Linked DNA regions of Mus musculus: region 1 is linked to region 2. A link is a loop called in an ENCODE intact Hi-C map of the cell type or tissue named here. Cell type or tissue: left cerebral cortex. All regions are shown on one strand. Each heading gives the region's core, and the rest is flanking DNA. Links, peaks and the distances in the headings are about the cores only. Region 1 holds the start of AY761185 (cDNA sequence AY761185). Region 2 holds the start of Defa21 (defensin, alpha, 21).

What was found. Peaks named below come from ENCODE experiments on the same cell type or tissue, not always from the same donor. Only the 100,000 strongest peaks of a DNase experiment are listed, where the experiment ranks them.
Region 1: it touches region 2 in a loop (36-fold over the local background); 10 of 42 quality-filtered maps call a loop at or near these places.

Annotation. Positions count from the first base shown.
Region 1 is chr8:20,934,424-20,949,803 of GRCm38, forward strand. It overlaps AY761185 (cDNA sequence AY761185), which reads right to left and starts at 10,325. Exons shown (of 2, transcript NM_001012640.2): 1 at 10,116-10,325; 2 at 9,271-9,546. The coding sequence starts at 10,287. The coding sequence ends at 9,434. In left cerebral cortex, for the core only: no CTCF peak of the experiment used is centred there; no DNase peak of the experiment used is centred there.
Region 2 is chr8:21,012,835-21,028,214 of GRCm38, forward strand. It overlaps Defa21 (defensin, alpha, 21), which reads left to right and starts at 12,711. Exons shown (of 2, transcript NM_183253.3): 1 at 12,711-12,925; 2 at 13,480-13,683. The coding sequence starts at 12,754. The coding sequence ends at 13,589. In left cerebral cortex, for the core only: no CTCF peak of the experiment used is centred there; no DNase peak of the experiment used is centred there.

The sequences.
Region 1 (15,380 bases), core at 6,385-11,384, 76 kb before region 2:
TAGTCAAAACACCAAATGCACAGAACAAAGAAAGAATATTAAAAGTATTAAGGGGAAAAAAGTCAAATAACATACAAAGGCAGACCTATCAGAATTACATCAGATTTCTCACCAGACTCTGAAACCTAGAAGGTCCTGGGCAGATGTCATACAGACCCTAAGAGAACACAAATGCCAGCACACACTACTATTCCCAGCAAAACACTCAATTATCATAGATAAAGAAACCAAGATTTTCCATGACAAAACCAAATTTACACAGTATTTTTCCAAAAATCCAGACCTACAAAGGATAATAAATGGAAAATGCCAACAGAAGGGGGGAAACTACACCCTAGAGAAAGCAAGAAAGTAATCTTATTTCAAGAAACCCAAAAGAAGATAGCCACACAAACTAAAAATAACATCAAAAATAACAGGAAGCAACAATCACTATTCCTTACTATCTCTTAACATCAATGGACTCAATTCCCCAATAAAAAGACATAGATAACAGATTGGCTACATAAACAGGACCCAACATTTTGCTACATACAGGAAACATATCTCAGTGTCAAAGAAAAACACTACCTCAGAATAAAGGGCTAGAAAACAATTTTCCAAGCAAATGGTCCCAAGAAAAAAATGCACTAGCCATTCTAATATTGAATAAAGTCAACTTTCAACCAAAAGTTATCAAAAAGGATAAGGAAGCACACTTCACACTCAGCAAAGGAAACATCTACCATTATGAATTCTTAATTCTGAACATCTATGCTCCAAATGCAAGAGCATCCACATTCATAAAGAAACTTTACTAAAGCTCAAAGCACATATTGCACCTCACACGATAATAGTGGGAGACTTCAACATCCCAGTCTCATCAATGGACAGATCATGGAAACATGAACTAAACAGAGACAGAGTAAAACTAACAGAAGTTATGGACCAAATGAACTTAACAGATATCTATAGAATATTTTCTCCTAAAACAAAAGAATATGCCTTCTTCTCAGCACCTCATGGTATCTTCTCTAAAACTGACCACAAAACAGACCTCAACAGATATAAGAAGACTGAAATAATCCCATGCATCCTATCAGATCACCAGGGACTAAGGCTGGTCTTCAGTAGCAACAAAAACAAGATAAAGCCTACATGCACTTGGAAGCTGAACAATGCTCTACTCAATGATAACTTGAACAAGGAAGAAATAAAGAAATTAAAGACTTTTTAAAATTTAATGAAAATGAAACCACAACATACCCAAACTTATGGGACACATAAGAGAAAAACTCATAGCTCTATTGCCTCCCAAAAGAAACTGGAGAGAGTATACACTAACAGCTTAACAGCACACCTGAAAGCTCTAAAACAAAAAGAAGCAAATATACCCAAGAGGAGTAGATGGCAGGAAGTAATCAAACTCAGGGCTGAAATCAACCAAGTGGAAATAAAAAGACCTATACAAAGAATCAACCAAACCAGGAGCTGGATCTTTGAGAAAATCAACAAGAGAGATAAACCCTTAGCCAAACGGCACAGAGACCAAATTAACAACATCAGAAATGAGAAGGGAGATATGACAACGGAAACCAAGGAAATTCAAAAAATCATCAGGCCCTACTACAAAAAGCCTATATTCACCAAAACTGGAACATCTGTATTAAGTTTACCAAAGTTAAATCAGGTTCAAATAAACCATCTAAATAGTCCCATAAGCCCTAAAGAAATAGAGTCAGTCGTTAAAATCCCCCAACCAAAAAATGCTCTGGACCTGATGGGTTTAGTGCAGAATTCTATCAGACCTTCAATGAAGACCTAATACCAAAACTCTTCAAACTATTCCACAAATAGAAACAGAAGGAACACTACCCAATTTGTTCTAAGAAACCACAGTTATGCTGATACCAAAACCTCACTAAGACCCAACAAAGAAAGAGAACTTCAGACCAATTTCCCTTATAAATATCAATGCAAAAATACTCAATAAAATTCTCAAAAACCAAATCCAAGAGCACATCAAAATGATCATTCACCATGATCAAATAGACTTCATCCCAGGAAGGATGCAGGGATGGTTCAATATATGGGTATCAGTGTAATCCACTACATAAACAAATTCAATGAAAAAACACATGATCATCTCATTAGATGCTGAAAAAGCATTTGACAAAATTCAACTTCCCTTCATATTAAGTGCCTTAGAAAGGATTTTGGATGGTGATAGCATGAGAACAAGATGTAGCTACAAGTGTCTCCCAGTTTCAATGGCAAATCTGTCAGGATTTGCTGCCAGAGGATTTAGATTCAGTAAGGTTTACAAGATTAGGATTTTAGTTGCTGAGCCCAACGATTGAGTTACCATCGTTTCTGAACTAAGTTTGTGTTGTGTTTTCCTTCACCTGGTGGCTCATCCAGGTTCAAGAGAGAAAGATACAGTGGCAAAGTGTGGGTTTGCCTGAGGTGCACCACAAATACTGTGGAGGATTTGAAACCTGGGTGTAGCATGGTAACAACCCACCAGTGGGAACCTAGCAAGCTGGGTGGAGAGATTTTGTAGCTCTGAGAGTCTCCTTGAGATAAAAACTGGTAGGTGAGCCCACTGGGGAAGAGAGTAGCAGGGTGAAGCTCGGTAACTTGCAGATCTTTTTAATATTTCCTACAACAGGTGGAAAACCAACATGTTGGCATGAATCCACAAGAAATTTAAGATTAATAGCCTTAAAATTAAAGTTTCATTTTCTAAGTGAGAGCAAGTTCATGAGTCATGTGACTCACTAGTGGGAATTGAAACAAAAAAAGCCCTGAGGTCCCCTGTTGTGGGGAATGGCAGGTTGCTCTGAGTTAGGAAAAGAATGAAGTTGCCTACTTTTTAGGGCAGAGGTTTGAACTGTGAATTTATAAAATTGGGATTATTTGCTTTTAGGATAGATTTATATGCAGATTTTGACAGAATCCTTGGGAAATTTTGCCTGTGGTTCAGAACTAGGATAGGGAAAATTAGTCATTATCTTCAAGTAAAGAGATCAGTGAACAGGTACTAATCAATAATATCTGTGGCTCCAGGCAGAGAGACAAATAGATAGAGGGCATAAGATGACGGATGGCTGCTCTAGGTAGAAAGCTTAACAGAAAGATGGTATAAAGATTTGTTGCTCTAATATGTCTCACAGTATACTCAAATTCTGTCTAATGTGGGCTCCATGGGAATTCTGGGTTTAAATCCTGCTTTGACTAGTTGCCTGCTTATAAGCAGGTACATATAGAAGTATGAATCAATTGTTTTGAAGATGGCATAAAGATATATTGCTCTAATATGCCTCACAAGATACTCAAATTCTAATGTGGGCTCCATGGGAATTCTGGGTTATTATTCTGCATGGCAAAATAGAAACGGTCTAAGAATAGGCACATACAGTATTTTGGTTTGCTTCATTTGTTTCGGATTGTATTACTTTTCAAAATGGGTATGATGTTGAGTTTTGTGGTTATATTATTCCTCTGGGAGAGAGGTCAAAATAAAGGTTTTTCTGGTTACTGGTTCAAGGGTGTGCTGATTTGGAAGAAAGGTTTTGTCTTTGTGTTTTTAGAAAAGGTGATTAAAGTCTATATACCTTCCAGAGTAATATGATAGAGGGAGACCACCCCCCCCCCCGAAGAACTAGATTCCAGAGAATCAAACAAAAAGAATATCTTGATATTAAAATTTTGTTTTAAGATTTGTATATTACAGAATATACAGCATTGTTAGACATGCTGAACTGACCTGCTTGAACTCCTGGTGTCCTGGACTTTCAGCCCATTCCAGTCAAGACACAGATATCAGAGATTAAGCAATCCTATTTCCCCTCTTCTCCTCTCTCCCCTTCAAAATATGTCAATATACATATTCAGTTTGAAGAAGTTATAAAGAGCTGTCGACCCAGTTCCCTGGGCTTTGATGCTGGAGGGGATAATTATAGTTGTCTTTCTAGGGAATGTAGAAATGGTCATAATTGGAAAAGGGAGGAATAGCTAAAATTGATTGCATAGTCATAATCTCATTTGGTAGAAATCTTTTTAATTGTTACTAAACTGAAGTCATAATTTGATCAGGGAAGTCCCTATGGGGAATGTGAGTGGAAGTTGAGGAAGAAAAGAGAAAGAGAGAAAGGGGTTGAGGAATAGAAAAAGGAGGGAGGAAGGATGAGGGAGGAGGAGGGGGAAGAGGAAGAGGAGGAGGAGAGGGGGAGGGGGAAGAGGAGAGAGCCCAAAATGTCTGGATTATAAAGGGAAAAGCCTCTGGGGGAAGGGCAGCTCAACCCCAAGACTGGAAAATTCAAGCTTGGGGGCAGGGTATGTCAGGTAGGAACTGAAGTAAAATATGAATCTCAGTCACTTGTCTCAGGATTTGAAACCAGACACATGCATATTTATATAAAATTCTCTCTCTCTCTCTCTCTCTCTCTCTCTCTCTCTCTCTCTCTCTCTGTGTGTGTGTGTGTGTGTGTGTGTGTGTATGTGTGTGTGCATCTGTGTGTCTTTCCAGAATGTTTTACGTATCTAATCCCTTCTCTCTAGCTATCAAATCTTAATGGCCTGTGACCATTCACCAGCTTTGATCATGTTATGGTTCTCTACCCAAGATATTCCTGGTCTGGAGATGCCTCAGGTTTTTCTCAGACAGCTGCATCCTGAGGCCCTGAGAACTAACAGGAAAATCATAGAGAGAAGGGTGAACTGCTCCTGCAGGATGAGGGAGCATGAGCTCAGATGTTCAGAGTGAAGGCTAAGTGTATGCAGAGGTCTCTGAAGACACTGGATAGGAAAGTCTTTTTTAAAGCAGTTTTCTATTTGAGTTTCAGCAGAAACTTGGAGAGTTTTCATCATATTTAAAGTCATTGGATTGAGATTGTTCAATGACTCCTACCTAGTCCCATGTTCTCAACCACTAGTTAGCATTCTTTGTGAACTGTTTAGCATTTCAAGAAGCAACTATTCTCAGCTAGGCGATATTTGTGCCCTGTGCCAAGAGCCCAACAGGTGACTGGTCACCTAATATGATTATATGCTTGACACATCCCTGCCTTTGAGACTGAGTGACTCTTGTATCTATAAAGAGTTGAAGTGAAGCTAGTTATCAGACATTGTAAATTATAATTTGCATATATGAGCATTACTTTTTAAATAGACACAGTCTGTCCAGGAAATGGTGGCTGGGATTCTATTGACTTCCACCCTGCTCTGTGGCACAAAACAAGGACAGAAACAATTGGTTCATCAAAGATTCTTGGATGAAGACAGTTTTAAGAAGGAACAAAACTATTGAAACTGAGGCCCATCTTGTGGTTCAGGACTGTACATGATATGGAAGCACAAAAGATTGTGTCCATAGGCCATGACCTCTGATCCTACAAATAAGCAACAAGCTTGCTGGAGACCAATTTTCTATTTCCCCCACACTCAGCCTCTGCTACTCACAGGAGATGTTGAGCAAGATGTTCACATGAAGGAGAAAGAAAAGGCCTTTAGTGACAAAGAAGTTGTGTGTTAAAAATTTTAAATATGTATTAGACTAATCTCAATTTTCAAAAATAACACTTAAAAAATTACATACATATGTGTTTCTCCAGGCATTCTAATTATAAGGAAATAAGTAGGAAATACCTGCAGTAACAATGGAAATAGATGTTTGTCCATTTGTTGAATTAAAAGTAGAATTGAAAGACTCTGAGAGGAGCCCCTCACTCAGGCCTCAGGACAATAGCGGACACCCAAGAGCTCACAATAGACGGAGCTTGTTGCAAACCACATGAGGCTTTATTCGGGGAAAGACAGAGCTCTGGGGATGACTCATATCTGACGCAGGGGTAGAGGAGTCGACCTCGAGAGAAAAGAGGTCCCAGTTTTTTATAGGCCCTCAGGGGAGAAAGGAGGGGGGGGGAGAGGGGATTTCCAGATCTAAACAATGTCTATTCTCAAGAAATGGGTATGGGAGGGGTACAAGGAAAGAGTCTGGTGCAGGTGTAGCAACTCAGGATTGGCTGGGCTGTGGTTGCTGGGGAGATTTTCTGACTCTTTCTCAGCAACCAATATCACAAACACCTGGCAATGGGCTTCATCAGTGGGCACACAAATGGGTCAAGGAATGATCAAAACATTGGCAGACACACAGGTTCAACGAGTGGCCAGAGCATTGTGCACCTCTATTTTTCTAAATCAGTGAAGCTAATTCTGCTAACAGTGACATCTATCTTGCCAATTTCAGGGCTTCTGTGACCTTTTACATTCTGTCAGGATCTTTCAGAATGAGAGACAAGGAGGAAAGAAATATTTGTGAGAGAGATCAAGAAAAGATATTGTGGAGACAGGAACAAGGCTCAGTGGGAGTCCAGACCTGAGGGCTGCTGCTGCTCCTACAGGGCTTCTGGGCCTTTCTTTAGGGGGTATCTGCAAATTCTCTCCTTTGGTCTCACAGCCTCTCCTCTGAATATCTCTCTTAATTCCTTCCTTTGGGTATAATAGCATCCCCTTAAAGTATATCTGCAAATTCCATCTTCTGGGGTTTGATGTGAAATCAGTGGAGCCTGGCTTTTGTGTACACTCTAGAAATAGGTATATAGGTAAAATAATACTTATTATCACCACCAGTAACCCAAATGTCCTGTGAAAGTTGAGCAAAGAAAACTCTCTTTAAGAAATGTTGGTGTAAAATAACTCAAAGGTGTTTTTGGAGATATTTTTCTGTTTTGTATTACCTTGTTTGGGCAGATAAAGGAAAGGGAGTATGAGACAGGGTTTTTCTTTGGAGCTCTGACTATCCTGGAACTCACTTTGTCCACCAAGCAAGTTAGCCTCAAATTTAACAGCATCCAATTCTCAATTGCTGGGATGAAAAGTGCATGCCACCATCACCAGACTTGGCATATTTTTCTTTAACCTTACTATTCTACTGCTTGTATATTATGTTTTTCAATTTTGGGGGTTTTATGGGGTGTGTGTATGTGAGAGAGAGAGTATATCATGCCCTTTCTTAGTTTTTGTTTGCTTGTTTTGCTATTGTTTGTTTTATTTACCTGCCAGTTGGGGGGAGGGAGGGAGAGAGAGAGAGAGAGAGAGAGAGAGAGAGAGAGAGAGAGAGAATGCATGGGGATGAAAGGTAAGGAGTATTTAGGAGGAGATGGGAGAAGGGAAAACATGATCAGAAAATATTGTATGAAAAATAATGATTTCAATAAAAATTAGAAACTAAAGAAGAAATGTTGGTGCGTGTATACAAGGTAAGTGAGAGAGGAAAGAAGAACTGAAATCTGGCCAAAATCCTGTGGTCCAGTACTACAGCAGAGTGTGCTCTGAATGTCTTTGAACCAGAGGGAAAAAGTTGGCATGCTGAGTGCACCAATTAGTCTTGCTCAAGGTTAGTGGTATGAGGCTAGGATCAGCTCTGGAGATTGAAATAAAATATGTGTCTTGGCTAAGGATGGAAAGGAGATTCCATTCTGAAGGACAGAAAAGCAAGAGTAACAGGGGAAATTTATCCTCAGTGTCAACAAAGTGACTTTGCAGTCTCCTACTCAGTAGCAATATCTACTGTCCTGCTTTCTGTGCACTTACTGATTATGTCAAAAGGACAAGGTTCATGAGAGCCAAGTTTGGAGACAAAGGCCTTGACTCAGGAACAGCACTTAGAAGGCAAGTATTTATGGAAGGAAATAGCAGACACAGAAAGTTCAAGGTTTCCAAAATACAGTGTTAATGATGGAGGACTTATAAACTATGGAGTTAGTGCCACAAAAAATTATAAGATTTCAAACATTTGATAAAACATGTGCATCAGTGCTAAATTATTATATTTATGAACAGCTAGGCACTATCAATTCTTAAATGATAATTGTTACATATATATATATATATATATATATATATATATATATATATATATACATGTATATGCACATATTTTTAATGTATACATAGTCACACAAGTTACTATAAGAGTCTATTTAGCATTGCTCATGCATCCATGTGTCTATGGCTAACCACTTGGGATTTAGGCATACAACTGACATTGTGACCTTATAAAATTAAAACCTTCACTATAGCAAAGAAAACACTCAATCCAGTAAAGACAAATCTCATGGTGTGGTACAGACCCTTTGTAAGCTATACATCTGCTATGGGTTAGTATCCAAAATATACAAAGAACTAGGAAAATAAAGTAAGACAGTTAATAAAACAACCTAATTAAAAATCACATATGGATCTGAAAAGAGAATTTTTGAAAAACAAACAAACAAACAAACAAATGATTGAAATAAGATTAGGAATGTTCAAGGTGACAGGGCTATACTGTGCAAGCCCAAGTTACACAAATTCCAGCACGAAGCTGTGGGATAGATACAAGAACTCTACCCATTATAGTGGAGGTATTGACAATTATTAGCTGCTGGGTGAGAGAGACAGTTCTTTATGAGTGTATCTCCTTGTGAATGGACCATGTTCCAGTGGAAATCTTAAAAACATATGGAAAGGCACAAATTGGTCCAAGTGGCTTTTAAAAAGGAAATGAATTGTAGTGTTTAGGGAAGGGGATGTTTCTGGGAAGAGCTTCCACAGTGATGAGTATTATCCAAATAGGCTAACCAGTTGTTGGAAACTTTCAAAGAATTAATAAAAGTAGCCAAGAAGTATATTTTAAAGTGTTCAACATTTTTATCAGAGAAATGGAAATTGAAAGTTCTCAGAGGTATGATCTATGCCTTGTCAGAATGACTAAGATTAAGAAAACAGTTGTCCACAAGTGGGGGTGAGGTTCTAGGTGAAGGGGAACTCTCAGGCACTGTTGGTGGGATTGCAAGCTGGAACAGGAACTAAGGAAGTCAGTGTGAAGAACTCTCACAAAACTGCAGGGAAATCTCCATGGCACAGCTGTACCACTCCTTGGCAAATGCCCAAGGACTCAGGGACCTCCCTCACAGTTACTTGCTCAAACATTTTCATTGCCTCTGAGATTTCAACTGCTATAGTAAGGAAAGGACATAATGTCCTTTAACTGAAAAAAATGGATCATGAAAATGTGTAAATAATTTTTGAGAGTGAGTCTAATGTAAAGGATAGGAGATTTGAAAGACAGAGAAGTAGCTAGAGCAGAATGTCTTGTCTCTAACCTCCTGCTCATCGTTGATATGACTGCTAAAATGGAACCAAGAGTTCTTTTACAAAGGATTCACTGAAGATTCTGCTACATGGCTTAGAAGATTCCTGTCTAACCCACATAGAAAACACCAAGGAAACATAAACACAGATAATTTTTCTGCATGAAATTTATTGGAGAATGAAACAGTCAAAGCTAAGCACAAGGGTATTGACAGATCTTGAGGTCCAAGAGCAAATGATTTTCTGGACCCGGATTCCATGTTCAGCTGCTGTCTATTTATGCTGTCTATTAGGACCTTTGGTGACAATTGCAGTTTCATTTTGTCATGCAATTGCACCTCGGGCACCCCGGGCACTGTGGGCACTGTGGGCACTGTGGGCACTTTGAGCACACTGGGCACTTCGGGCACTGGGGAGGCTTTCCTAGGCCTGAGGACACAAACAAAATTTAAGATATTAAGTAAGGAGGCCAGCAGTGTGTAGTAGTAAACAACCTATGAAAATGTACTTACATAGTACAGAGTAGGTTTGTTGTACTGGTGACATCACAGCCAGCACCATGAAAATAGGACATTTAACAAGTGTTGATCACATACAGGCCATGACACACACACAACATTTCTTCACACTTTTTGTGTTTTCCTGACACAGCACATTCATACATTTGAATTTGGCTCCTAGGTAAGTTTTTTTTTTTTGTTTTGTTTTTGTTTTTGTTTTTTAAGCAAAACAGACTCTTCTTCCATAACAAAATTATTAATCAGGTATAAAAGGACTTATAAACATGTTCTTTATTTTAAAGGTTTCTCACAAAAACATTTGTAGATCAAAAACCTTAAAAAGGTTTAACTCTCACTTTTACTTCTATAAATAACACAGGAAAGTTCTTAGAGGATCAAGGGGAAACTACCTGAACCAGACTGCTCTTGACAGAATACCAGGGCTCATCTTCAACCCTCCCTCAGGAGACACCAAGCACACTGGGCACCAACATTCACCTGAAACTTGAAGAACATAGCGTTCTGGGTCTTCAAAGGAGACAGACACACCCTGATCCTCTTCCCCTGGCTGATCATCAGTTTTAGTCTCTTCATCAGTCTCTTGGGTAGAATCAGCCTGGACATAGAAGGCCAGCAGGACAAGGGCAGAGAGGAGAACGAGTGTCTTCATGGCTGGGAGTCACCTGGAGGATTGGTGAACAGGAGCCCAGTGTATGGAGAGTGAGGAGCCAGCCAGCATTTATAGGGCAGAGACAACCTCCACACTGAGAGAAGGCATTCATTGGTAGGAACTGGGAGAGGCTGTTACCCTCAAGTTCCTTTTGATCTTCCTCTGTCCTCAAGGTTACCATCCTGATGTTGCTCTGTGCGTTCAGTTCCTTTCTCCCCTCCCACTAATAATGATGAAGGGTCCTTGCTATATTCCCCTGTTTCCCATCTGCTTGAATATTTACCTCTCAGTGGTCGGGGAAGAAAAGAGTTGGGCATTGCCTAATTTAATAAGTACATGAAGCAAAGGATTATTGTCTTTTCAACTTGGAGCCTGGACCAGACCTTGACCAGGTGGACTGGACAGTCAGTTCTTTGCATGATTCAGGGTATTATCAGTCACCCTCATGAAGGAAGATTTTGTGAATCTTCTCCTTTGGGACCAAGAAACTAAAATGGCCTCATGTCACCAGTGAATTGAGTTCAAGACACAGAGTTTGTCAGAGGGAAGCTAGAGTGCGTTGTTCTGAAGAAGTCACAGTGACAGAACATATATCATAAGAGTGTGTTCTGGGTGCCTCTTCACTCCTGGGAACCATACAGTAACATGCCTTGGTTCCTATATGAGATTTTATAGGAACTTTTTTCATTTAGCAAATGAGAGCAGGAAAAGTAAAATACATATATATATATATATATATATATATATATGTATGTATGTATATGTATATATATCAAATTTTTCTCCTGCATTGAATTACTCTGGTCATTTCTAGCTCTGAATCTAATTTTGTAAACCAAAGTCCTCTTCCAAATGTTTGAATTTAGTTATTTTTGAGTACTTCTAATACATAGGAAAATCCTAATGTCTATCATTATGTGTCTATATGTTAGGAGCAGGTGTGGCGGCAGTCCTAAAGGCGCCAGGGACTGCAGCTAAGTCATATGACTTTCACCTGACTTCCTCATATAAGACACAAACATCTTGAGTGCTGCGCAGGTGTACCAGGATACAGGTGAATCCAATTTGGTGGAGATTTGCCCCTGCTGCCCTGATTAGCTGAAGCCTCGTGACTGGCGAGGGGGCATGGCCTGCGGTTCGTGGATGAGAGAGAGTATAAAAGGAGTGAGAGGCCCAGGGTTCGGGAGAGATATAAACAGGCGATATATAAACAAGGGAGATATAAACAAGGGAGATATAAAAACAAGGGAGATATAAAAACAAGGGAGATATAAAAACAAGGGAGAGATATAAAAACAAGGGAGATATATAAACAAGGGGGAGATATAAAAACAAGGGAGATATAAACAGGGGAGATATAAAAACAAGGGAGATATAAACAAGGGAGATATATGGAGAAAGAAGAAACAGGACTGAATAAACGTGTGCAGAAGGATCCTGTAGCAGCGTCGTTCTTCCTGGCCAGTTGAGCGCGCGCAAGAAGTGGTGCCGAAACCCGGGAAAAGAAACATCTTCAGGCAAGAGCGAAGACCATCTGCTACAGGGAGGATTCAGAACTGCATCACGGGGAAGGAGTGGTTAATAAAAGTTCCCGTGAAACAGACTGTTGAGAAGGATCCGGCGTGGATTCAGAACTCTTCAGCTGGGGAACGGTACTGATGAAGAGAAAGAAGAAAGATGAAGACTGAATAAACTGCTGTTAGAAGGACTGGTGGTCGCATCGTTCTTGCTGGTTGAGAGTGGACGCGACAATTGGTGGCCCGTATGGGGAACCGACTCCCCCACCGAGTTCAGAACTTTCAGCAGTCAGTGGTTGCCCGCAGGGTAAGTTCACGGTGAGTGAAACTTGCGACCCCAGGAGTTTGGGAAGGACCTCGGATAAAATAGAGGTGAGCATAAAGTTGCCAGGAAGTAGGCACAAAGTAACCCAGGAGTTTGGGAAGGACCTCTGATAAAATAGAGGTGAGCATAAAGTTGCCAGCAAGCAGGCACAAGGTAACGAAAGGTTCCCGGCTTTGGGACAAGTTAAGGTTCCTGGTTTGGGGACAAGTTAAGGAACTATGATAACCTCAGTGTAGTGATCAATAGATCCTCGCTGTGTAGTTATGCTTTTTTCTCCCATTGACCCTTTGTGGGTAGGTCTGATAGTTTTGGTCTTGTTTGTTCTGATATATGGACTCTGTTACTGTTTGAATTGAGAGGCAGTCAAGACAGGTCAGAAAATCCTTACAGAGCAACAAGAAAGTATGTCAGAAGAGGAAAAGGGCTTAAAAAGAAAAAGGAAAAAGAAAGGAGACACAGTGTTATCAGGTGGACAGAAAGGACAGGACAACAGAGTCGAGGCGGAGGAGGAGGTGAATTAGCTTCTGCTCCCCCTCCCTATGCCTCCTCGTCAGCCATCTATGGGCAGACCTTCTGTCCGGAGGTTTGGAGAGAGGATAGATTCTCCTTGCTGGGATGTCCTATTTTCACCGACCAAGCAGGGCAAAGATAGCATGGGATAGAGATATGCTGCTTGATCAAGGTAGATTTGCACAACAACAGACAGGATATCCACTGCAGGTGTTTGAGCAGGTGAATCAGATTGCCATAAGGGCTTGGAAATCATTGCCTAACAGAGGGGAAGCTAATGAAAACTTGACTCTCATATTGACTCCCCAGATGGACACACAGGTGATTGAGGTTATGGTCTCATCACCACGAGGTATTGTGTCCATCCCCCCTGGGGATCGAGTGGATCAGGTGTTGACGTGGGCGAGAGGGTCTGTTTGTGTGTTTCCACAGGACCAGATGGAACCTCTTTGGGTGCCGGAGAGATTGGTGAGACGCTGCAAGAATGAGGCTCCTGATCCAGTTGCCCCTGTGGATGTGGTGGATGATCCCACAAGCACAAAGGATGGAGCCGAGATGAGAGATCCTTTCGGTGTTCCAGAAGCGCCAATACCAGCTCGACATGACATTCAAATTTTTCTATGCCTTTTTGATCCCTGAATTTCCCTTAAAGAGATAGCCCCTCTGGCTATCTATCCCTTGCTTCAGGGAAGATGAGTGGGGATGAGAGCCCTGGGATGTATGCTTGTTATAGTGTGTGTGTGTGTTGTGTGTTTGGCACATGTGTTAGGTGCAGAGTGTGCAGCCCGCACTTTCGCCATGGTAGCGTAGGCTTTTGCTGCAGTGGAGGCGGGACAATCTCCTCAGATTCGGTTTGCCGCTCTAAAAGAAATAATGCTGCTTTATGCCATGGGTTGCGAGGCTAAGCACTGCACAGAGGATAGCTTGCTGTTGGCATCCTGTGGAAGGCACGTCTGATTGCATGAAGGTTCAGTGTCCTAGTTCCCTTCCCCCAGGAAAAACGACACGGGAGCTGGCCAAGACCTCTCTGGGTGATGAGCCTAAGGGATGGTTTTGTGTAGGGCCCCTATGCTTGCACACTGGGGATCAGACCTCTACCTTCACCCATGAGGCTTGCTTGCAGCAATTAAGATCTGGCCATAGGTTCATTAACATCCTGGCCTTTTGATGCACCTGCCACAAGCAAAACACAATCTCCCCAGGAGTGGCTTGGCATGATTGAGAGGTAGTCAGTGATAAGACTCCCTGGGCATGTCACCAACCTAAGACAGGGATCAAACCAATGCTGTTTGTCACCCAAGGACGGGTAAGGGGCATGGCTGCGGGGGGCTATCTACAGACATTCTCTCTGCCAGAAAAGAAAAAAGGGGGAGATGTTAGGAGCAGATGTGGCGGCAGTCCTAAAGGCACCAGGGACTGCAGCTAAGTCATATGACTTTCACCTGACTTCCTCATATAAGACACAAACATCTTGAGTGCTGCGCAGGTGTACCAGGATACAGGTGAATCCAATTTGGTGGAGATTTGCCCCTGCTGCCCTGATTAGCTGAAGCCTCGTGACTGGCGAGGGGGCATGGCCTGCGGTTCGTGGATGAGAGAGAGTATAAAAGGAGTGAGAGGCCCAGGGTTCGGGAGAGATATAAACAGGCGATATATAAACAAGGGAGATATAAACAAGGGAGATATAAAAACAAGGGAGATATAAAAACAAGGGAGATATAAAAACAAGGGAGAGATATAAAAACAAGGGAGATATATAAACAAGGGGGAGATATAAAAACAAGGGAGATATAAACAGGGGAGATATAAAAACAAGGGAGATATAAACAAGGGAGATATATGGAGAAAGAAGAAACAGGACTGAATAAACGTGTGCAGAAGGATCCTGTAGCAGCGTCGTTCTTCCTGGCCAGTTGAGCGCGCGCAAGATCTATATGCATAAAATACTTATACAGATTCCACAGAGCTTAAAAGAAACAGTAATTTTGCTTTTGTTTTGCATCAATCATGCACCCTCTACTTGGGACAGTTGATTATGCTGCTGACTGTCAGGAAGCCTATATGACAAATATCCTTGATTCCTCAATTTCATTACAAGATGTTACTCACTGGTGATTCCATTAGGCTCACTCTGCATCACCAAGCCTAACCAAGACTTGTCCAACCATAGTTGGAATAGTCCTAGAGTTTACTTGATTTACTGAGTCTTTTGGTAATATATAAGGTATGATACAAGCTGCTCATTCAGATCATCACTAATGAAGAGAAATTAAAATCACGGCTCACTTTGAGACCTGGAAATTATATGCCATTTACCCATGGTGCTGTGAGGATTAGTCAAGAGTATCTGGAATGCAAGTGTCAGACTCCTAAATCAAACTGTTTTAAAGAAAACCCTGACACCAGGGAGTAGCAAATGCAAAGATGAACACAGTTTTCAGATGCAAAGTAAAAATGAAGAAGCTCAAATGATGCTGCTGCCCTGGTTCACACTCTTCTCTTACTTTTGCCTTAATTTAGATGGATGCATCTCTCATGTGATAAAGTCATATATTCTTCTGAAGCAATCTCATTCAGATAATCACAAGACACTTCAAGAAGGAATAGCAATGAATCCATGTAATGAGAAATAAAGTAAAAATCAAAGAGAAAGGCTGTTCAAGTGATAAAATATCAATCCACCAACAACACCAGCAGCAACAAATGGTGCACGAAGAGCCAGTAACTGAAATGAAACAGAG
Region 2 (15,380 bases), core at 3,995-8,994:
AATTTAATAAAACCATCGAAGATATAGAAACAGAAGTAGAACCAATAAAGAAAACCCAAAGGGAGACAGCTCTGTATATAGAAACCCTAGGAAAGAAACCAGGAATCATATATGTGAGCATCACCAACAGAATACAATAGATGGAAGAGAGAATCTCAGGTGCAGAAGATTCCATAGAAATCATGGACACAACAATAAAAAAAAATGCAAAATGCAATAAGATACTAAATCAAAACATCCAGGAAATCTAGAACATAATGAGAAGACAAAACCTAAAGATAATAGGTATAGATGAGAATGAAGATTTTCAACTTAAAGGGCCAGTAAATATCTTCACCTAAATTATAGAAGAAAACTTCCCTAAGAAAAGATGCCCATGAGCATGCAAGAAGCCCACAGAACTCCAAATAGACTGGACCAGACAAAAAAATTCTTACTGACAATAATAATCAGATCCACAAATTCACTAAATGAAGGTAGAATATTAAAAACATTAAGAGAAAATGGTCAAGTAATATATAAAGGCAAACCTATTTAATTACACCAGACTTCTCACCAGAGACTATGGAAACCAGAAAATCCTGAACAGATGTTATAAAGACCCTAAAACATCACAAATACCAGCCCAGTCTATTATACCCAACAAAACTCTCAATTACCATAGATGGAGAAAACTAAGTTTACATGACAAAACCAAATTCACATAATATCTTTCCACGAATCCAGACCTTAAAAGATAATAAAGGGAAAACCCTAACACAAGGAGTGAAACTATGCACTAGAAACAGCAATAAAGTAATTCTTCAACAAACCTAAAGAAGATAGCCTCAATAACAGAATCCCAACTCTAACAACAGAAATAACAAGAAGCAACAATTAGTTTTCCTCAAAATCTCTTACTATCAATGGACTCAATTCCCCAATAAAAAGACATAGACTAATAGACTGGCTACATAAACAGGACCCAACATTTTTCTGCATAGAGGAAATCCACCTCAAGGACAAAGACAGACACTACCTCAGAGTAAAAGGCTGGAAAACAATTTTCCAAGGAAACTGTTCCAAGAAACAAGCTGGAGTAGCCATTCTAATATAGAATAAAATTGACTTTCAACCCAAAGTTATCAAAAAAGACAAGGGGGGCTTGGGGGGATTCATACACATCAAAGGTAAAATTTACCAAGATGAACTCTCAATTCTGAACATCTATGCTCCAAATGCAAGGGCAGCCACATTCATTAAAGAAATTATAGTAAAGCTCAAAGCCCATTTTGCACCGCACACAATAATAGTGGAAGATTTTAACACCCTACCCTCATTAATGGACAATCCCTGGAAACAGAAACTGAAAAGAGATAGAGTGAAACTAACAAAAGTTATGAACCAAATGGATTTAACAGATATCTACAGAACATTTTATCCTAAAATAAAAGGATACACTTTGTTCTGAGCACCTCATGGGATCTTATCAAAAACTGACCATATAATCAGTCACAAAACAGGCCTTAACAAATACAAAAGTATTGAAACTATCCCTGCATCCTATCAGACCACCATGGACTAAGGCTGATGTTCAATAACAACACAAATAATAGAAATCCAACATTCACGTCAAAGCTGAACAACACTCTATCCAGTGATAACTTGGTAAAAGAAGAAATAAAGAATAAAATTAAAGACTTTTTAGAGTTTTAAGAAAATGAGGTCACAATATACCCAAACTTATGGGACACAATGGAAGCGGTCATAAGAGGAAAACTCATAGCTCTGACTGCAACCAAAAAAAAAAAAAAAAATCTAGAGAGAGCATACACTAGCAGCTTGACAGCACATCTAAAAGCTCTAGAACAAGAGGAAGCAAATTCACCCAAAGAGGAGATGCCTGGAAACAATCATAACTAGGACAGAAATCAACCAAGTGAAAAACAAAAGAACTATACAAAGAATCAACCAAACCAAGAGCTGGTTCTTTAAGAAAATCAACAAGATAGATAAACCATTAGCCAGACTTACTAGAAGGCACAGGGACAGTATCCTTATTAACAAAATTAAAAAAGAGAAGGGAGACATAACAACAAAACCTGAGGAAATCTAAAACATCATCAGATCCTACTACAAAAGGTTATACTCAATAAAACTGAAAAACCTGGATGAAATGGACAACTTCCTAGACAGACACCACTAACCAAAGTTAAATCAGGATCAGATTAATGATATGAACAGTCCCATTTCCCCTAAGGAAATAGAAGCAGTCATTAATAGTCTCCCAACCAAAAAAGCCCAGGGCCAGATGGGTTTAGTGCAGAGTTCTATCAGACCTTCAAGGAAGACCTAATTCCAACTCTCCTCAAACTATTCCACAAAATAGAAACAAAAGGTTCTCTACCCAATTCATTTCATGAATCCATAATTACTCTGCTACCTAAACCACACAAAGATCCAACAAAGAAAGAGAACTTCAGATCAATTTCTCTTATTAATATCAATGCAAAAATACTCAATAAAATCCTAGCAAACCGAATCTAAGAACACATAAAAACAATCATCCAGTGCTGGGCGTGGTGGCGAAAGCCTGTAATCCCAGCACTCGGGAGGCAGAGGCAGGCGAATTTCTGAGTTCGAGGCCAGCCTGACCTAAAAAGTGAGTTCCAGGACAGCCAGAGCTATACAGAGAAACCCTGTCACAAAAAAACAAAAACAAAAACAAAACAAAACAAAACAAACAAACAAACAAAAAAAAAAAACCAATCATCTAACATGACCAAGTAGGCTTCATCCCAGGGATACAGGAATGGTTTAATATACAGAAATCCATCAACATAATCCACTGTATAAACAACCTCAAAGACAAAAACCACATGATGCTGAGAAAGCATTTGAAAAATCCAACAGCCCTTCATGATAAAAAGTCATGGAAAGATCAGGAATTCAAGGCCCATATCTAAACATAATAAAAGCAATCCATAGCAAACTAGTAGCTAATATGAAAGTAAGTGGAGAGAAACTAGAAGTAATCCCACTAAAAACAAGGACCAGACAAGGCTGCCCACTTTCTCCCTTCCTATTGAATACAGTACTTGAATCCCTAGCCAGAGCAATTAGACAACAAAAGGAGATCAAGGGGATACAAATTGGAAAGGAAGAAGTCAAAATATCACTATTTACATATGATAAGATACTATATATAAGTGATCCTAAAAATTCCACTGGAGAACTACTAAAACTGAAACAAGTACAGTGCAGTAGTTGGATATAAAATTAACTCAAACAAATCAGTGGCCTTTTACTACACAAAGGATAAACAAGCTGACAAAGAAATTAGGGAATATATATAAGAAATTAGGAAATTATATTATTTGTGATAACAGTCACAAATAATATAAAATACCTTGCATGACCCTAAGGAATTGAAAGATCTGTATGATAAGAACTTCAAGTCTCTGAAGAAAGAAATTGAAGATCTCAGAAGATGGAAAGATCTCCCATGTTCATGGATTGGCTACCTTGCTGAATGCAATCTGCAGATTCAATGCAGTCCCCATCAAAATTCAAACTCAATTCTTCACCAAGTTAGAAATGAATTTGCAAATTCATTTGGAATAACAAAAATCCTAGGATAGCAAAAACTATTCTCAATGATAAAAGAACCTCTGGTGGAATCACCATTCCTGATCACAAGCTGTACTACAGAGCAACTGTGATTAAAAACAAAAAAACAAAAAAACCAAAAAAAAAAAAAAAAGCCTGCAGGGTACTGGAACAGTGACAGACAGGTAGATCAATGGAATAGAATTGAAGACTCAGAAATGAAACAACACAACTATGGTCACTTGATCTTTGACAAGGGAGCTATAACCATCCAGTGGAAAAAGGACAGCATTTTCAACGAATGGTGCTAGCACAACTGGTGGTTATCATGTAGAAGAATGAAAATTGATCCATTCTTATGTCCTTGTACAAAGCTCAAGTCCTAGTGAATCAAAGATCTCCAAATAAAACCAGAGACACTGTGTGGGGAGCTGCCCTCACATTCGCCATTACAAGATGGCGCTGACATCCTGTGTTCTAAGTGGTAAACAAATAATCTGCGCATGTGCCAAGGGTAGTTCTCCACCCCATGTGCTCTGCCTTCCCCGTGACGACAACTCCGCCGATGGGCTGCAGCCAATCAGGGAGTGACACATCCTAGGCGGAGGATAATTCTCCTTAAAAGGGACAGGGTTTTGCCATTCTTTCTCTTGCTTTCTTGTTCTTTTTCTTGCTTTTTTGCTCTCTCTTGCTCTTGCTCTTGCTCTCTTGCTCTCTTGCACTCTTGCACTCTTGCTCTCTGGCTCCTGAAGATGTAAGCAATAAAGCTTTGCCGCAGAAGATTCCGGTTTGCTGCGTTCTTCCTGGCCGGTCGTGAACGAGTGTAAGAACACTGAGGAGAAAGTAGGGAAAAGCCTTGAAGATATGGGCAGAGGTGGAAAATTCCTGAACATATCAGCAATGGCCTGTGCTGTAAGATCAAGAGTCGATAAATGGGACCTCATAAAATTGCAAAGCCTCTGTAGGGGAAAAGATACTGTCAATAAGACAAAAAAGGCCACCAACAGATTGGGAAAAAATTTACCAATCCTAAATCAGATAGGGAACTAATATCCAATACATACAAAGAACTCAAGAAGATGGACTCCAGAAATTCAAATAATCCCATTAAAAATGGGGTACAGAGCTAAATAAAGAATTATCAACTGAGGAATACCAAAGGGCTGAGAAGCACTTGAAAAAATGTTCAACATCCTCAATCTTCAGGGAAATGCAAATCAAAACAACCCTGAGATTCACTTCACACCAGTCAGAATGGCTAGGATCAAAAATTTAGGTGACAGCAGATGCTGGTGAGGATGTTGAGAAACAGGAACACTCCTCCATTGCTGGTGGGATGGCAAGCTGGTACAACCACTCTGGAAGTCAGTCTGGTGGTTCCTCAGAAAACTGGACCTAGTACTACCAGTAGATCAAGCAATTCCTCTCCTTGGCATATACACAGAAGATGTTCCAACTTGAAATAAGGACACATGATCCACTAAGTTCATAGCAGCCCTATTTATAATTGCCAAAAGCTGGAAAGAACCCAGATGTCCCTCAACAGAGGAATTGATACAGAAAATGTGGTCTATTTACAAAATGGAGTACTGCTCAACAATTAAAAACAATGAATTCATGAAGTTCTTATGCAATGGATGGATCTGGAAGATACCATCCTGAGTGAGGTAACCCAACCACAAAAGAACACACATGATATGCACTCACTGATAAGCAGATACTACCCTAGAAACTTAGACTACTCAAGATACCATTTGCAAAATATATGAAACCCAAGAAGAAGGAAGACCAAAGTGTGGATTCTTTGTTCCTTCTTAGAATGGGGAACAAAATACCCATGAAAGGAGTTACAAAGTTTGGAGCTGAGATGTTAGTAAGGACCATCCAGAGACTGCCCCGCCCTGGGATCTATCCCATATAAAACCACCAAACACAGACACCATTGCATATGCCAGCAAGATTTTGCTGACAGGACCCTGATATAGCTCTCTTTTGTGAGGCTATGCCAGTGCCTGGCAGATACAGAAGTGGATGCTCAAAGTTATTTATAGGATGGCACACAGAGCCCCCAGTGGAGGATCTAGAGAAAGTACCCAAGGAACTGAAGGTGTCTGCAACCCTATAAGAGAACAAAATTATTAACTACCCATTACCCCCAAAGCTCCTGTCTCTAGCTACATATGTAGCAGAGGATAGTTTAGTTGGCCATCAATGATAGGATAGGCCCTTGGTCTTGCAAAGATTAAATGCCCCAGTACAGGGGAATGCCAGGGTCAGGAAGCTGTAATTGGTGGGTTGGGGAGCAGGGCAGGTGAGGGTATAGGGGACTTTCAGAGAGGAAACTAGAAAAGGGGATAGCATTTGAAATGTAAATGAAGAAAATATCTAATGAGAAAAAGACACTGGTAATGGCAGAGGACTTATAAACTATGGAGTTAGTGCCACAGATAATTGTAAGATTTCAAACATTTTATGAAACATGTACAACCATGATAAGTTATTATATTTATGAAGAGCTAGATGCTATCACTTCTTAAATGATAATTGACACATGTATATACATATGCACATCATTTTTAATGCATACCTACCCACACAATTTTTTATAACAGAGTCTATGTAACATTGCTCATATATCTATGTGTCTAGGGCTAACAATTTGGGATTAGGCCTACAAATGATGATAGGACCTTATAAAATTAAAACCTTCCTATAGCAAATGAAATACTCTGTCCAGTGAACATGGAGATCACACTGTGGTACAGATCCTTTTTAAGCTATACATTTGTTATGGGTTAGTATTCAAAATATACAAAGAACTAGGAAAATAGATTAAGACAGCTAATAAAACCACCCAATTAAAAATCACATATGGATCTGAACAGAGAAATTTGGAAAATACAAACAAACAAAATGGTTGAAATAAGATCAGGAATTTTCGGGGTGACAGGGCTGTAATGGGAGATGGATACAAACACTCTACCCCTTGTAGTGGAGGTATTACCAATTGTTACCTGCTGGGTGAGAGACAGTTCTTTATGAGTGTATGTTCTTATGAATGGACCATGTTCCAGTGGAAAATTTAAAAACATATGGACAGGCACAACTTGGTCTAAATGGTTTAGAAAAAAGAAATTAGTTGTGGTGTTTAGGGAAGGGAATGATTCTGGGAAGAGTTTGTGCACTGATAAATATTATCCAAATAGGCTAAGTAGTTGTTGGAAACTTTCAAAGTACGAATAAAAGTAGCCAAGAAGTATATTTTTAAAGTGTTCAAAATTTTTATCAGAGTAATGGAAATTGAAGGTTCTTGGAGATTCCATCTAACCCTAGTAAGAATGACTAAGATCAAGAAAACAATTGTCCACAAGAGGGAGAGAGGGTCTAGGGAAAGGGGAACCCTCAGTCACTGTTGCTGGGATTGCAAGCTGGCACAGGAACCAAAGAAGTCAGTGTGGAGAATTCTTACAAAACTACAGGGAAATCTCCATGGCACAGCTGTACCACTCCTTAGCAAATGCCCAGGACTCAGGATCCTACCTTACATTTACTGGCTCAACAATTTCTATTGTGTCTGAGTTTTCACCAGCTATAGAAACTAAAGGACATAATGTCCTTCAAATGAAAAAATGGATCATGAAAAAGTGGGACTCATTTTTGAGGGTGTATCTTTCTTTTTTTTTCTTTTTTTATTGTACTGTATGATTTTATATATTTTTTATTTTTTTAATTAGGTATTTTCTTCATTTATATTTCCAATGCTATCCCAAGACACCCCCATGCCCTCCCCGCCCCCAACTCCCCTACCCACATATTTCCATTTCTTGGCCCTGGTGTTCCCCTGTACTGAGGCATATAATGTTTGCAAGACCAATCAGCCTCTCTTTCTACTGATTGCCGACTAGGCCATCTTCTGATACATATGTAGCTAGAGACTCTTATCTAATGAACAGACAAGTTGATAGAGAGAGAAGTAGCCAGAGCAGAGTGGTTTATCTCCTTGTATCTAACCCTCTGCTCACCCTTGATGCACACCAAATGCATCCTGTACTATGCCTGGCAACCTGAGTTCAAGTCTCAGACACCACATAGTAGAGGCATCAAACAGGTTGCCATTAGCTGTCCTCTGACCTCCACATGAGTTCTATGGCACATGAGTTCTCTCTGTACATACAATAAGTGTATAGATAAATACAAAACAAATTTTAAGAAAATGGTAATGTTCACATGACAGACTTCTCTTCCGTTTAGTTACAGAAAGCATGCTTTTGTCCTAAAAAAAGGTCCTCTAGTTTAGCCTAACTCCAAAGTGTCTCAAACATTCCATTTCACTTGGACTTGGACAAACATTGAGGACCTACCAGTTTTTATAATAACTGAGAGTTGCTGTAGGTTGTCAGAAGACATGTCCCAATTGAAATCACATCTTCTCCATCAACATGGTATTGTCTACATATTCTACCATGTGGGCCAGTGTTGTGAATAGCCCTGGGGCTAATTATATTTGGTGTTAAATCTGTCCTCCTATGAGGGGTTGCAAACAAGGAATGAGTCAGCACTAAGGTGAATTCCTGAAAACCTGCTTCCCACCTTAATTAGAAATATAAAGGAGAGTTGATGATTGGGCAGAAAAAAAGGAGGGTGGAGCAGAATTGGGGAGAGGGAAGAAATACAAAATGGAAGAGGGGTAGGACAAAGAGGAAGAGCAAGGAAGAGGAGTATGAGGGAGAGGAGGGGGAGGAGGGGAAGAGGAAGAGGAAGAGGAAGAGGAAGAGGAAGAGAGCAGAAGCACAGGGCCAGGAGAAACTGCAAGTTCTAAGGGGTCTCATAGATGTAGAAGATGGTAGTGTAGTAGCAGATCTGCCCAATCTAGGTGCACAGCATGTAATCATTTTAAGTGTGTTGTGTTTTCATTGCCAGGTCATAACTGGGTTGGAGAGATTTACTGAAACAGGCCAAAGGCCATTACTTATTGCTACAAAGAACCTCTAAAGAAATTTCAGTGACCAACCTAGCATGAAAAAATACCCTATAGCTGCCCAAGATCTTTCGAAAATAACCTGCTGATCACAGAAAATTCAAATGGACAACAAATCTTAATGGCTCATACCAGCCAACATTATGACAAGCCCATATTATACCTTCTGAATGGGACTCTGCACCCTGTGTGTAGAACACAGAGAAAAAGTGTATACACTTTTTCATAATTAGAATTGAAATAGGCACCTTTAGTTCCTCAATGTGCATCTTTAAAAAGAAGGACGTTGTCTCCATGCTCTGAGGACGTTCCTCAGCCAAATATGAAGCTAAGCCCTCTTCCAATCAATAGTCTTCATCGTAGTCTTCTGGTGAGAAATACCTGCACGTTACACTGTCAGACCTTTACTAGTTTTCTTCTTCTCACCATCATTCATATCTGGAAGGTTCTCCATCAGTTCTCAGCTCAACCAAGGCTCATATATCCTTGCATGTAACATCTTTTATCTAATTTGTAAAACTGCTTATTTGGTGTGATATCTCTTTAACAAACAGATGAAAGCTATAAAGTTCTTGAGGTATTTGAAACGAGAAGATACGTTCCCCATTAGTTTAATAAATAGAAACATTCCATATTGAATACAACATATAAATTCTATGGATTTTGACAACTTCTTACCTAAAGTAAACTTTTATTTATTGTAGAGACAAAACAGCTTTGTGTTGTAACTTTATAGAAACAATGATAATTTGAAATTTGTGATAAGCCAGGCAGCATTCTCAAGGTATATAATATGTGCAGTGTATTTCTATTAGTTGATACATACTAATTGCTAAGATCTTTTTTTTACTTTGATAAGAGGTTTTCAGAATAACCAAATAAAATAGTCACGTTCATTAACCAATGTTTTGTGGGTTCATAAAGGAACTTTAAAGAGGTTAATTGCCATACTCAAAATACACGAAAGATTAGGCAACAAGCTGTGGCCAGATCTCTTATATTTTACCTCTATCCCATATTCCACCTTAACTCCTGTGTTTTAGAGTGATGCCTTCTGTCATTTATTGAGATTATTTGTTTTCCTTCTTTAGAGCCTGATAGGAGCCCAAGGTTGAAAGACATCTCTTGACAGATGGTCTCTCTACTTCTTCTCCTTGATCTTTGCCTCTACTAATTATCTCCTTTGAGATTTGATGTTAAACCATCAATAAATTACCCATATTCACTAGAAATATACAAAGAAATGAAGGGGATTTTTTGACAGTTATCACAAGTAATAGCTCACATATGTGATCCCTCCTACAGAAATAGTGTAGATTTTTAAGGATAATTTCGAGTTCTGTTGGGTTTTTACACATGTGCAGAACAGAACACCCCCACTGTCTCAGAGTCCAGGATGCAATACAGGAGAGCATAAGAAGATGCAAGTTCTCAAGCTGTGACCCATCTTACCAAGAGCCTCCTGTGGGTAACCAGAGTCCTGATGCCTGTGAGACAGGAAGAGGGCTAGCCCTCCCATGTGCCTAAGTGGGGCATGTGCAAGACCAGAGACTTCAGATTCCACTGGGGGTTAACATACATTCTTTGCAGAACATATTTGAATACATGATGATGCTTGGACAAGATTCACTACAAGAAGACATAGCAATGGACTACAAAGAGCTCCTTCAGTTTTCCAACATCATTTCAGTGTCTGTGGCCCACCTGCTCCAACCACTGCCCTACTTCCCAACATCTCATTTGGCATTCACATATGATATAATACCTTGGAAAACTGAAGATGCTCAACACTCTACATGAGAAGGGGGAACTTCCTCCCTCGTAGCAGAGGGTGTGTAAGAACTGTAACTGACTTAAACACAGGATGTGGTAGGAATTTTGCTAATGCCACTAAAACACAAAGCTTGACTCTTACAGATTTAAATTGAAAGAAAAATAACTCAGAAATATTATTAAGAGATTTAAATGCCAGGCTGTTTAGAATTAAAAAAAAAAACGGGAGGAAGAAAAATGTTTATCTTAAGAAGATTTTTAATATATGCTACAAAGAAACAGTTTCCAGACTTTTTGAACAGTAGCTAAAGATTCATTAGAGAAAATGTGGGCCTGGAAGGATGGCTCTGAGGTAAAGAATACTAGGTGCTCTTTTGAAAGATCTAGGTTCAGTTCTAATACCCACGTAGCAGCTCATAGCATTCTGGACCTCCAGTGCTTGGGGATTGGCCCTCTGCTCTCCACAGACAATAGCCACACACACACACATACAGTCTGCCAAATCACTTATAGAACAAAAATAAGTACATCTTTCTTTAAAAATGTAGAAAGAATGTGCCAACTAATCTCTCATTGAAACATTTGACCAAACACAAGTGCACACACTTCTGGTGTCAACGCATGATAAAAATGAACTGTTATAATACTGAAATATCAATTTTATCTATCAGATTAGGATGAGGAATATAAGAAAAACATTATACTACTTATGTCAATCTGCAATAAAAACATAAATTCCAGTCCACAGTAAATTCACAAAGCAAAAAACTGCTTTCCCCCAAGGCTCAATAAACCTGGTAGTATGTAAATGACTCCGTGCAATTCCACAGAGAGAAGAGTCTGGTTTCTACATTCTCTGGTGTCTGTCCTCAAGTGAGACATCTGATGCTACCAGCGCTTGATAAGAAACAAAAAAAGAGATCATAAAGCAATAAGAAAGTGAAAAGAGGGTGCAGAACAAACTTTGCTTTACTTAAAAAAGGCATTCTTCTCTAGGATACATTGTGTGGTTCAGCATTCTCTAATGGCCAGTTCTGTACAGGACACTGGTAGGAAGGGTACAATGAGAAATTGCATAATAAAAATCTTTAACATGAGCATGGTGGCCTTTGAGCATGCATATTTTAGAAAGTGCTACTTAGATCAATTCTGTGATGATCAGGAATGACAATAATGAGTCTGAAGTATAAGATGTGCTTCTTAACTCATAAATCACAGACTACACATGTTTTTAAGAGGTCATGTCCCATTATACAATTACATAAGTATGTATGTGTATATATATATTATATGGATATATATATATATACATATATATATATATATACACACACACACACACACACACACACATATATATGTGTGTTGTTATTTGTGTGGGTAGTTTAATATGTATGTAAAATAGTATTCTCACTGCTTAGCTAATTCACTTTGAGAACTCTATATAAAATCATTTTAACAAATGAATATTATTAATTAACATATAAATATGGGTGGCATGTATGACAGCGGGACTCCATACAGAGAATGAAAACAGCAGGAAGTTCTATAACTTTTGGTGTGTATGTACTGTGCGAAATGGGATAAAACACATAGAGAACAGTGGTCATGTATGACATGATGACACTTCTTAAGACTGGGTACTAGCTTAAGGCCCTCTCTACCGTATGCATGTCATTTCTTATAGATCAGTACTCATTTTCTGAAAGTAAAAACATTGTAGAATCTCAGACATGTGGAACGACACATGGATTTAAATTCCCAAGTATGGAGATGCTCCTGGACCACACTCTTGTGAGATGTGTTCAGACACTTTGGCTTCTACAGAACATCTCACTCTAGCTACATTCTTACAAACTCTCTCTCTTAAACTCACTTCTCTAGGGGCACAATGAGGCCATCTTACTTTCTCTATAATGGCTCTGAGTAGGGAGTTCACAATGTTACCTCACAGGAGGATTATTGATAATACCTGAATCATGCAAAGAACTGACTCTCCAGTCTACCTAGTCAAACTCTGCTCCAGACTTTCTGAGGAGAGCATCCTGCAAGTTCAAAACATAAAAATCCTTTGTTCCATGAGCTTTATAAATTACAAAGTGCCTAGCTCTTTACTTCCCTGACCACTGGGACGTAAATACTCCAGCAGATGGGAAACAGGGGAAGATAGCAAGGCCCCTTCATCATTATTAATGGGAGGGCTGATGTTACTGAACACACAAAGCAACATCATGATAGTAGGCTTCAGGACATTGGCACATCAAAGAGATCTTAATGATAACAGACTCTCCCAGTTCCCATCAAAGAGTGCCTTCTCTAAGTGTGGACCTTTCTCTGCCCTATAAATATAGGCTGGCTATTCATTCTCCACACATTGGGCTCCTGCTCACCAATCCTCCAGGTGACTCCCAGCCATGAAGACACTTGTCCTCCTCTCTGCCCTCATCCTGCTGGCCTACCAGGTCCAGACTGATCCTATCCAAAACACAGATGAAGAGACTAATACTGAGGAGCAGCCAGGGGAAGATGACCAGGCTGTGTCTGTCTCCTTTGGAGGCCAAGAAGGATCTGCTCTTCATGAAAAATGTGAGTAATGGTACCCAGTGTGATGGATGCTTGCAGTCTCCTGAGGGAGGGATGAAGATGAGTCCTAGAATCCTGGTAGAGTAATGTGGCTCCTAAGGCAACTCTATTTAATTCCTTTTATAGTCATAACAGTAGCAATGAGAGGAAAGTAATTTTAATTGAATTTCTTTCTTATAAGTCTTTTACTGTAAAAAGATACACATGGGAATTTCAACACTGACCTTACTCCAATACTCTGATTAGATGCCTATAGAACAGGATTAGTCTTGGGTATTAGTAGAAATTTTTCTTTCTCTAAAGGAACTTTGAATCAATTTAAGAGTATACAAAAGAGTCTACACAGTGACAAAAGGAGCACAGAAAATAAAGACACCTCAGAATGGCTCTCACGGGCATGACCAACACACCTGAAGTGTGTTATTGGTTGAGATGTCCATGCTGAAGGCTGCACTGTTTCCAATGCAGCACACCCATGCTTTATCACATATCCCCATAGGATCTCATACATGCTTCCAACCTCAAAACTTAATGCCCGATTCTTTTTGTGTCTCCAGTGTCGAGAGATCTGATCTGCCTTTGTAGAAATCGTCGCTGCAATAGAGGAGAACTATTTTATGGGACCTGCGCAGGACCTTTTTTGCGCTGCTGCCGCCGCCGCCGCTGAGAGTGCAGATGACAAAGATATGACAACCATCAGCTCTGAGGCCACTGATGCTGGGGCCTGATGAACACTTCTCAATAAATTGTTTGCAATATGCTTCCTGTGAGTTTACATTTTTTTCACTGTTTGCTAAAAGTCTCAGTCAAGACTCTGTATATAAACTATCAGAACCTTCAAGAAAACCTTTACAACGAATGAATACTTTAATTTTTAACTTGAAAAATACTGCCTCTAAATACTATCAATTTAAGGATGACTCCAGGTTCAGACATAAGATATATAGAAAGCTCAGAATTCTCATGATCCTCACATATGCCACTCCTGAATTTTGACTCTGCCTTTAGGTAGTCTTGACTCACTATCAAAGACATTGTCTATATGTTAAGAAAAAATAACCCCCTTGGGTTTCAGGTGTACAGAGTACTAAAATGATGTTTTTTAGGAAGCTACAGTATCCTTAAAAAGTGTTGAAGTTTTAATGACTCATACCTCTGGCTTCTAAACCAAGGGTTACATTTGGCTCTGTGGAGACAACTTTTATCAATATTAGAAAAAGTTAGTCAGAGACAGAATGGGTAGGATGAAAAGCAGGGCATCCCACACTATAATATGCATGTAATCTGCAGTGTCTACAGTAGAATAAGACAAAATACTGTTTCTATACAGAAAACATACAGAAAGTGTACATGTCTAATGAATGCAATGTGCTCTACAAGATACACTCAAGTGACTTACCCTAGAGCTTTGAAGGGCTTAATGCAGCTTGGCAGAGATATGCAAGATAAATGAAGAAGTTGGTAGGCAGTTCTTGAAGCAGGGACTCCAGTGATGGTACAGGGTTCTAAGAGTCAGGCTATAAATTGTCACACACTCCTTCAGGGAAAACCATGTCCGGATAAAAGGGCAGCAGTGCTGGTGACCCCTAGATTGCAAATTCTAGTAGCACAGATGGTATGGGTTCCCAAAAGACATAGTTGTGGACACTCAATAGTGATAGAACCATGCTAGGAGAATTGAATACCCTATCACACTTTGAGGAAGACTAGATGCCAGAAGCATCTTACTTGGTAGATTATAGCAACCATGTCAGTAACTAGTTCCACTGAGTGAGCTAGGAGAGAAAATCTAACTCTAGCCATTACAACTCATTTAGCCTCAAATATTAGAGAATTCCAATTATAGGATTTCAAACAAAAGGCAGTTATCATAGTCCCACAAGACATTTCAGTCTTTAAATAAGTCACTCGTGACCTGGACAAAATAAATTTAATAATTAACTCAAAGTGTGTCATCCTTCTAATGTAATTATCTGAGGATATAGGTTCTCTGTTTCCAGGAACAGTTCGCATAACTCCAGTAAGTGTCAATCAGCAAACACATGACACAGTCACATTGGTCAACCTCTCTACTATTGTTCTCCAATACCTCTATTCTACATAGCTAAAAGTCTCTCTTGTCTTTGTCTCCAGATTTTATTCCAACAGCTCTCACAGTTGCAAATTCTTGAACTTGGATGCAATAAGCTCATGTATTCTTCCCTCCCCCTTTACAATGTGGAGAGAATTTTTCTTGTAAAATGCAAGGTTTCAATGTTTTTAACCTGACCTATATCAGTGGTGAAAATTCTAGATGCTTATTGGTAAGATTTTATGAGTGTATGTGCACATTGTGAGATGATTAAGTTGGGAAAGTATCATATCTGTCACCTCAGGTGTTTCTAATTTTGTTATGGTGAAACACCTAAATTCCACTGTGCTAGGTGTTTTGAAATACATAATCCATTAATATTTACAA